2 separate regions of the Homo sapiens genome follow, and region 2 is linked to region 1. A link is an interaction called in ENCODE POLR2A ChIA-PET data of the cell type or tissue named here. Cell type or tissue: OCI-LY7. All regions are shown on one strand.

Region 1 (5,000 bases):
AAATGAAAAGGCTATTGTTTATAGAAGAGAAGATAAATGCTTTGGCAAAAACTGACGGCAAGTCATGAAAATTTGCTCTCAAAACAGGTGTAGGCATTTGTCCAAGGGCACAAACTTTGATCTGGAGATCTAACACCCAGCGCGTTGAGATGACACATGCAGACTCACAATTGTGGTCACCATTTCACAGACACATGTATCATCACATTAGCACCTTCAGATCAAAGTTTCATTTGCCAAGTCTACCTCATTAAAGCTGGAAAAAAATAAAAATAAAAACAGGTGTAGGCCAAACAGTTGGAAAATATAGGGATGAAAACTTAAAAAATCTAGAATGATACTGCACTCAGATTTCTTCGTATTTTAAGTTCCTATGCTATTTTAATTAAATAAAATCTACAAATCATAGCCTATATTTTACACGGTATTCAAAAAGAAAAGGCTTTATACATACATCAAAATATTGACAATAAATGAACATTTACATTTCAAAGTGAACTAAAATGTCTTAAAATTTGAGAAACATCTTGTAAAGATCCTCAACTTAAAGCAATTATGGGGAAAATGTGTTAGAAAAGATCACTTCCACTATACATGTTCTGTTATTTACTGGAAAACAAAACAATTCATTAATAAACCCACATAACCACAATTAATACTGAAACCTACAGTTTTTTTCCAACAAATAATATCTTTTCACATCATTATTCTTCTAAAAATTACTTATAATGACTATATATAATTACCATAATATGCCTAACCACATCCACATTAATGAACACTTATTTAAACTGGTAATGTTTGAGGGCCTTTATAAGCAATAATAATTATCTTTACAGTACAAATCTTTGCACAGATCTTTGACAATTTTTTTTTTTTTCCCTGAGACGGGGTCTTGTTCTGTCACCAGACTAGGGTGCAGTGGCACAATCATAGCTCACTGCAGCTTCAACCTCCTGGGCTTAAACAATCCTCCCACCTCAACCTCCAGGAGTAGCTGGGATGACAGGTGTACATTTTTATTTATTTATTTATTTATTTTGAGATGGAGTTTTGCTCATGTTGCCCAGGCTGGAGTGCAATGGCGTGATCTCGGCTCACTGCAACCTCTGCTTCCTGGGTTCAAGTGATTCTCCTGCCCCAGCCTCCCAAGCAGCTGGGGTTACAGGCACACACCACCACACCCGGCTAATTTTTGTATTTTTAGTAGAGACGGGGTTTCACCATGTTGGCCAGGCTAGTCTCGAACTCCTGACCTCAGGTGATCCATCTGCCTCGGCCTCCCAAAGTGCTGGGATTACAGGCATAAGCCACCACGCCTGGCCTTTTTTTTTTTTTTTGAGATGGAGTTTCACTCTTGTTGCCCAGGCCAGAGTGCAATGGTGTGATCTCGGCCCACTGCAACCTCCGCCCCCCTGGGGTCATGCGATTCTCTTGCCTCAACCTCCCAAGTAGCTGAGATTACAGGCACCCAACATCATGCCTGGCTAAGTTTTTGTATTTTTAGTAGAGATGGGGTTTCACCACGTTGGCCAAGCTGGTCTCAAACTGCAGGCCTCAAGTGGTCCATCTGCCTCGGCCTCCCAAAGTGCTGGGATTACAGGTGTGAGCCACCACGCCCGGCCCATTTTTTTTTTTTATAGACAGGGTCTCATTGTCTTGCCCAGGCTAGAATTTGACTATTTCATTGCTATAATTTCCTTAAAAATGCAAAAGAGTACATCACAGCAGAGTATAGCCAATCACTCATTAGACAAACAGTAAACATACTGGACACGGTTTCAGGCATGAAGGATACAGCAGTTAATTAACTAAAGGAACAGAGTCCCTGCATTCTTGAAGCATAGATGGGGAAACAGTAATGCAGATTAATACCTGGGCCAAAACCCACTGAACTCACCCCAGCTGAAAACACTGAAGATACTGGGTAAGATAAAAATATTTTTAAATCTTTCTAAATGCATTGTCAAGAAAATAAGAATTATCAGAAGCCCAATACCATGTGAAGGCAATAAGCCATGTAGTAAGGACAACAGAGTTTCCCTCTGCGAGTGTTAGGGGAACACTATGATCGACTTGAACTCTGTTTTTCCGTATCTCAAAGGGCTTACGGGATCAGAGACAACAGCTAAGGTTCATAAAAGGTGAGGAGTCTAACAGGGGACTCCCACCAGGAAACTAAGGTTTTTTTTTAATTGACAAACAGGCTGGGCGCAGTGGCTCACACCTAAATCCCAGCACTTTGTGAGGCTGAGGCAGGCAGATCACCTGAGGTCAGGAGTTTGAGACTAGCCTGGCCAGCATGGTGAAACCCCCTCTCTACTAAAAATACAAAAATTAGTCAAGCATGGTATTGAGTGCCTGTAATCCCAGCTACTCAGGAAGCTGAGGCAGGAAAACTGCTTGAACCCGGGAGGCGGAGGTTGCAGTGAGCCGAGATCATGCCATTGCACTCCGGCCTGGAAAACAAGGCAAGACTCCGTCTCAAAAAAAAAAAAAAAAAAAAAAAAAAAGACAAATAATATTTGCATATATTTATGGGTACAATATGATGTTTGATATGTTTACATCATGGAATGATTAAATCAAGCTAATATATCCATTTTCTGTGGTGAGAACACTTAAAATCTGTTATTTTAGCTATTTCAAAATGCACAACGCATTATTAACTGCAGTCACCATGCTATGCAATAAAGCTCCAAAACTTACTCGTCCTGTTGAACCGAAGCTTTGTACTCTTTGAACATCACCTCCCCATTCCTCATCGCCTCTGCCATCCACCACCTCCACTCCCTGGGTTCTGGTAACCACCATTTTCTTCTCTGTTTGTACGTGTTTGACTTTTTTAGATTCTATATATAGTATCGATGAGATCATGCAGTATTTGTCTTTTTTTTGAGATGGAGTTTGGTCTTGTTGCCCAGGCTGGAGCGCAATGGCGCTGTCTGGGCTCACTGCAACCTCCACCTCCCAGGTTCAAGTGATTCCCTTGCCTCAGCTTCCCGAGTAGCTGGGATTACTGGCATGCGCCACCATGCCTGGCTAATTTTGTATTTTTAGTAGAGACGGCGTTTCTCCATGTTGGTCAGGCTGGTCTTGAACTCCCAAACTCGGGTGATCCACCCGCCTTGGCCTCCCAAAGTGCTGGGATTACAGGCATGAGCCACTGCGCCCAGGCCAGTATTTGTCTTTCTGAGCCCGGCTTGTTTCACATAGCACAATGTCCTCCAGATTCATCCATGTGATCACACATGATAGAGTATCCTTTCCATTTAAGCCTGAATAGTATTCCATTGTGTATATATACCACATTTTCTTTGAAACTAGAATTCTTTGGTTTAGAAGATTATCAAAATGAATCTGCTCTCCACAGGAAATGGTAAGAGAAAATTATCTGCCTTATACTTATATTTTGGGACCTAGGGGTAAAAATCAAAAACCAAAAGGAAATCTCCATTACAACTTCATAAGAAGCTAGCCCTCAAAAAGATTTCTTTACTATGATTTCACACTACCTATGAAGTCAGAAAAACCCCAAGCCAAGAGTTTTGTTTGATGTGGTCCTGGGACGAGTGACAATCCTAAGGAATGAGTACCATCAAAACACACACATGTCACATCACAAGTCACTCTAACTGCAAGGCAGCAAACAGCAACAAAATCAAACTGGTGAAGATTTTCACCTCAGTCAGTGGAAATAGCAAATACATAAATAAAATTTTAAGTATGTTTAAAGAAATAAATGATGAAATTAAGAGGAATAGAGATTACAGAAAATGAAAATCAAATGACGAAGAACCAAATCAAACTCCGAGAAATGGAAATCACAGTCACCGACAGTCAAAACTCTATAAATGGTTTAACCTCAGATCAGGTTGACCTGAACAGAGAACGAATAAAGTACAAGGTAGAGCTGAAGAAATTATGCAGAATGCAGGACAAATGAATGAAGAGTTGGGCGACATGCAACATAGAGTAAGAAAATCTAACACATATCTAACTGGCATTCCAGAAGGAAAGGGAGAAGAGAAAAAGCATTCAGAGGTAATAGTTGGAAAATTTTCAGATGCCCTAGGTGAGAATAATAAATCAATTAAAAATCAAACCAAGTGTTACAGCTCTTTTAGAATTTGTCTAGCAGGTTTTCCTACTAGAAAACCAGAAAAGATTTTTAAAGAATCAAAATTAAAAAAGAAACCAAACCAAAATTGGTCACAGTGACACTGCAAGATACCAAAACCAAAGAAGAGGTCTTAAAATTAGACAAAACAAAACAGGCCTCTTGTAGAGACAAGAATTAGACTGCAACCAACTTTTCAACAGCAACAACGGATGCCCCAAGGCAACAGAATGCTATCTTCTTCAATGATATCTTCAATGAGTGAAAGTAACCACCCATGCTTAGAGAAAATGAATTTCGCAAGGACAAAATAGACACTTTCAGACAATAATATGTGAAAAGAATCTTTCACCCACAGACCCTTACTAAAAGAATTTTGTAAGCTCTAATTCAATAGTTTAAAACTCTTCCAGATGGAAGGTCTAGAATGCAAAGAATGATAAACAAAGGAGGTGGGTAAACTAAACACCAAGATTCCTATATAAGATAGTCTGTAAGTTTCTTTTTTAAAAAAGGTAGAACTAAAATACATATGAAAAATAGGCCAGGTGTGGTGGTTCACGCCTGTAATCCCAGGACTTTGTGAGCCGAGGCAAGAGGACTGCTTAAGGCCGTAAGTCCGAAACCAGCCTGGGCAACACAGAGAGACCCAGTCTATAAAAACTTAAAAAATTAACCAGACATGGTACTATACACCTGTGGTCCCAGCTACTCAGGAGGCTGAGGTGGGAGGATTGCTTGAGTCTGGGAGGTCAAGGCTGCAGTGAGCCATGATCGTGCTACACTGCACTCCAGCCTCGGTGACAGAGCAAGACCATCTTAAAATAATTTAGGAGAGTGTCGATTGCTTAATGTTTTGAGATCATTGAGGGTAAAGATG
Region 2 (5,000 bases), 110 kb after region 1:
CCTGGGCATGGGCCTGACCAGCAACGAGGCAGTTCAGGTCCAGGGTCTGCCCCTCGGCCACTTGCGAAGACGATGACTCGATCCGGACCGTGGGGGTGACCCCAAGTGCTGGGGACAGAGGGCAAAGGGTCAATAGCCGGCTAGGAGGTGAGATGAGATGGGGCTCCTGGTCTCAAGGCAGGTGCAGTCTGCGGCTTGGCCTCCTGATCCTGCCGTTGCAAGAGTGGGGGGCCTCCCACCCTGGGTCCCCAGCCCTGCCCTCCCTGAGAGCTACTCACCAGGCACTGAGCCCGCAGGCTCAATGGTGACCAGGACAGAGGCCTCTAGAGGCACGGAGCTGCCCAACACTCGGCACACGTACTCGCCCGAGTCGGCGGGGGACGCTTGGTAGAGTCTCAGCAGGGAGCCGTGGGTCTGGCCAGAATGGGGGTGAGTCAGAGGGAGCCCTCAGGAGACCCCTGTTCCTATAACCTGCAACCCTGCCTCACTCTGACCCCCAAGGCCTGGCCATCAGCTCTGGATCAGTTTCCCTGTCCTTCACATGGGGAAGGGGGACTCTTGTCCAGCAGCGGGGTGGTAGACCAGAGGAGCCCCAGTGAGCTGGGTACACACTCACACCACATCCCATCAATTCTAGACACACATTTCGATGTCTCCAAAATCAAGATGCATCTACAATGAATAACCTTACAAATAGAAGCTTTTTCTTAGAGGTACATAAAATCATAGCGGATCTCGCAATCAGTGGTATCCTAAATTCTACAAAATATGGTAACAACAATAGCTAATGGCATTATAGTAAAATATTAACAGCTTAGAGTACTTTCTGTGAGCCTAAGCTCTGAGGATTTTGCATATATTTTAATCTTTAAGATAATTCTGTGAGGTACTTTTTTTTTTTTTTTTGAGACTGAGTCTCGCTCTGTTGCCCAGGCTGGAGTGCAATGGCGTGATCTTGGCTCACTGCAGCCTCCGCCTCCTGGGTTCAAGCGATTCTCCTGCCTCAGCTTCCCGAGTAGCTGGGATTACAGGCGCCTGCCACTATGCCCGGCTAATTTTTATATTTTTAATAGAGATGGGGTTTCACCATACTGGCCAGGCTGGTCTCGAACTCCCGACCTCAGGCGATTCGCCCACCTCGGCCTCCCAAAGTGCTGGGATTACAGGCGTAAGCCACCGTGCCCGGCTGGTACGTACCATTGTTACCATTTTATAGGCCCTGAAACTATAGCACAGAGAGGTTAAGTAACTTGTCCGAGGTCACAAGCTAAGTGGTGGAGCCAGAATTCACACCCAGGTTAGTCAGTCCTAGATTCTGGTTTCTAACCACTGCACTATACATCTGTGCAATGGGGTCCAGGGCTTCCTGATCTCAGGGGAGCCTCTAGCCCTCCCCCAATAACCTCCGCCACCCAGGGACCCGCTTCCTCTTCTTGGCCTGTCTGTCCTCCAGTCCCATACCTGGTGCCGGACAGGGAGGCTGCCCCCACGCTTGTGCCACGTGACCTGGGCATGGGACTGCCCGGGCACCACGCAGTTCAGATCCAGGGTCTGCCCTTCCGCCACTTGCGAGGAGGAGGGCTCGATGCGGATGGGCTGGGTGCTGCCGGCAGCTGAGGGATAAGATGGTCACCGGTCACTCCTGTTCTCTGAAGCCACTCCAGCCTGTTCTCTGCATCCCAGCCCAGCCTGGTGGCCCCACTCACGGTAGGCTAAGTTGGCCCCCTGGGTCCCAGTTACTGTGACCGTGATGGAGGCCTCCATGCCGTTGCTGGCCCGGCAGACGTACTGTCCCGCATCGGCAGGTGAGGCCTGGAAGATGTACAGGCGGGAGCCACGAACCTGGGCAGCCGTGGGCAGAGGTGTGAGGGGGGCTTCCCGGAGGCCAGCAAATGCCCCACCGCTGTCCCCCCGATCTAGGAAGTGCCAGCCCCTCAGCCTAGGGGCCAGGATCCTGCAACCCACTGTCCATGGCCCCGTCCCACATTCTTGGTGCCCTGTACCTGGTGCCGGGCAGGGAGGCTGCCCCCACGCTTGTACCATGTGACCTGGGCGTGGGCCTGCCCTGCCACCACGCAGCTCAGATCCAGGGTCTGGCCCTCGGCCACTGTGGAGGATGAAGACTCGATCCTGACAGGTGGGATGGGTCCTGCAGCAGTGGGGATGGGAGTGAGAGTTGTAGATGCTCCTGAGATGAGAGGGCAGGGGTTGCCCACCCTGCAGCTAGCTCAGCCCAGGGTTTCAAGGCCAGATCCAGCTTTTCAGGCATCTGGGGGCCTGGACTTGATGCCCTCAGCTCAGCAACCCTGATGGGAGGACCAGGGCATGGGCCACGCCTTGCAGAGGGGAGTGAGGAAGTGAGAGAGATGAGGGCAGAGATGAGTTGGAGAGAGGAAGAGGAGGTGGGAGGGGACGCCTGAGGAGTCATGTGGCCAAAGCAAAGTGTGACGGGAAGGCGGTGGTTACTCTGACAGGTGGAGTCGGCCTGGGCAGGGCCCTGCAGCCAGCTCCGGTGTGGGCCTTCTGCCCTGTCAGCAAGAGGGGTCCCTTGGATCTCACCACCCCGGAGGCCTCTCTGCCTCCTCCAGCTTTCCATGTCACTGGGAGTCACTCACCAGGGATGACAGAGGCTTCGATGGTGACCAGGACTGAGGCCTCTAGGGGGCCGGAGGTGCCCACCACATGGCACACATACTCGCCTGAGTCGGCCGGGGTCACCTGGTGCAGCCGCAGCAGCGAGCCGTGGGTCTGTGTGCAAATGGGGTGGGTTGGGAGGGGGCTGGAACAGTCCCATCCAGCCCCTCCAGCAAGGTGGTCCCGGGGGGCTGCCATACCTGGTGCCGGGCAGGGAGGCTGCCCCCACGCTTGTGCCACGTGACCTGGGCGTGGGCCTGCCCGGGCACCACGCAGTTCAGATCCAGGGTCTGCCCTTCCGCCACGTGTGAGGAGGAGGGCTCGATGCGGATGGGCCGGGTGCTGCCGGGCACTGGACACAGAGCGGCTGCTCAGAGGCCTGAACTCTTGGGCTGTAACCTGTAGCCCTGGGGCAGAAGGCTCTGGGCTGTGACCAGGCCCTAGTGGGGACGGCCGACAGGTGGCCTTTCTGGGACTAGGGCCACACCCTTCTGCCTCCACATGGCCAGCCGAATATGGCTTCTTCCCTCCCCAGCCTCTAACCACAAGCTGGAGGCCCATTGACCCACCCATGACTTCTTGATGATGAGCTCCTCTGGCCCATAGGGAACCAGCAAGCTTTACTACCCAGGCTGCGCCCAAGGATGCGGATGACAGTGAGACACCTCCCTTCTACAGGACGTCTTCCGTGTGCTCACAAGTACTTTCCATAGACACTGTCTCATTTAAACCACACCATGACTGGCCAGGCGCGGTGGCTCATGCCTATAATCCCAGCACTTTGGGAGGCTGAGACGGTCGGATCACGAGGTCAGGAGATCGAGACCATCCTGGCTAACACGGTGAAACCCCGTCTCTACTAAAAAAAATACAAAAAATTAGCCGGCCTGGTGGCGGGTGTGCCTGTAGTCCTAGCTACTCAGAAGGCTGAGGCAGGAGAATGGTGTGAACCCGGAAGGCGGAGCTTGCAGTGAGCCGAGATCACGCGCCACTGCACTCCAGCCTGGGTGACAGAGCGAGACTCTCTCTCAAAAAAATAAAATAAAATAAAATAAAATAAAATAAAATAAAATAAAATAATAAAAAAACCACACCATGACCAAGCAGGTGGGCAGTACTGCTCCATTTCATAGATGAATCTGAGGCCCCAAAAGTTAAAAGCTAGTTCAAGGTTGCTAAGGGGCAGATCTGGGATTTGAACCAGGTCAGCCGACTCCCAGCTTAGTATTCAACCTGGACATTCTGCTGCTTCCTGACAAATTCTGAAACAGTCACTCATAGGGAGCCCAGGTAAGCTGGACCAGCCTTAACCTCCCTCCCGTCCACTCAACCTCCTTCTCTCTCTGAGCAGGCGCTGAAGGGTCAAAGCCTGCCTGGAATGCCCCCCTGTCCTGGTCCCACTGAAGAAGCCACAGGCATCTTCCTTGGGAGCTCCTAGGGCTCAGCCCCGGCCCAGCCACACCTGGCTCCTCACCTGGGGTGTAGCTGGGGCCAGAATGGGTGCCGTGGAGCACAGACACAGTAATGGAGGCCTCCTTGGGGCCCGATCCATTCTCCACACGGCACACATATTCTCCAGAATCAGCTGGTGAGACCTGGGGGAGCCGCAGACGGGAGCCGTGCACCTGGGCCAGGAGGAGCCAGAGGTACGTGAGGACAGGGACGGGGGCTATTGTCACCACTCCCTCAGCCTCAGTGATTCATTCAAACTCTCACTGGCTCTGCTCCGAGCCATCCCATGCTAGAAACTGGGAGGGAGGGAGATGAGGCCTGGCTTCTGCTGGTGGAACGTGTGGGGCAGTGTGCCGCCTCCCCCGCCCAGCGTACAGGCCCCGCCTCCGCCACAGCCCCTGCACCCTGGGTCCCCTGCCATAGGCTCAGGGCCCACATACCTGGGTGTGGGGAGGCAGGCTACCCCCTCGCCTGTACCAGGTGACCTGGGCATGGGCTGACCCTGCCACCACACAGTTGAGGTCGAGTGTTTGCCCTTCTGTCACAGAAGGCGATGAGGACTCAATCTTGACCGGCGGTGGGCTGGCATCTGAGGCTGGGGCCAGAGTAGGGGTCAGCAGGCCCCAGGGGAGCCCTGGCTTGCCCTCCCCACCCCTCCATTCCCAGAGAGTCCGTACCTGAAAGGACAACCACTTGGATCCGGGCCTGGGCAGTGCCTGCAGGGCTGGTGGCCACGCAGAGGTAGAAGCCGGCGTCAGCAGTCGTGATGGCTGGGATGAGCAGTGTCGCGATGTCTGTGCGCTCTGACCGGGCCTGCCGTGGGTGAGATGGGTCAGCTGCCCCAGAGGCAGCTGGACAACGGCTGGCCAGGGGGACAGATAGGGCATAAAAGGGAGAGGCAGGTGCAGGGCCAA

What was found. Peaks named below come from ENCODE experiments on the same cell type or tissue, not always from the same donor. Only the 100,000 strongest peaks of a DNase experiment are listed, where the experiment ranks them.
Region 2: POLR2A ChIA-PET joins it to region 1 with 7 read pairs; 2 of 35 experiments call an interaction of 5 or more read pairs at or near these places.

What each region holds. Positions count from the first base shown.
Region 1 is chr1:21,737,033-21,742,032 of GRCh38, forward strand. All of the region lies in intron 8 of USP48 (ubiquitin specific peptidase 48), which reads right to left. It also overlaps the pseudogene LOC124904736. Among named protein-coding and RNA genes, the nearest start is that of USP48, 44 kb to the right of the region's middle. In OCI-LY7, no CTCF peak of the experiment used is centred here; no DNase peak of the experiment used is centred here.
Region 2 is chr1:21,850,085-21,855,084 of GRCh38, forward strand. It overlaps HSPG2 (heparan sulfate proteoglycan 2), which reads right to left. Exons shown (of 97, transcript NM_005529.7): 48 at 4,764-4,899; 49 at 4,527-4,681; 50 at 4,109-4,259; 51 at 2,835-2,986; 52 at 2,616-2,748; 53 at 2,004-2,149; 54 at 1,707-1,842; 55 at 1,462-1,613; 56 at 279-414; 57 at 1-108. Among named protein-coding and RNA genes, the nearest start is that of LDLRAD2, 40 kb to the left of the region's middle. RefSeq lists an enhancer at 1,832-3,031. In OCI-LY7, no CTCF peak of the experiment used is centred here; a DNase peak (open chromatin) is centred at 2,397.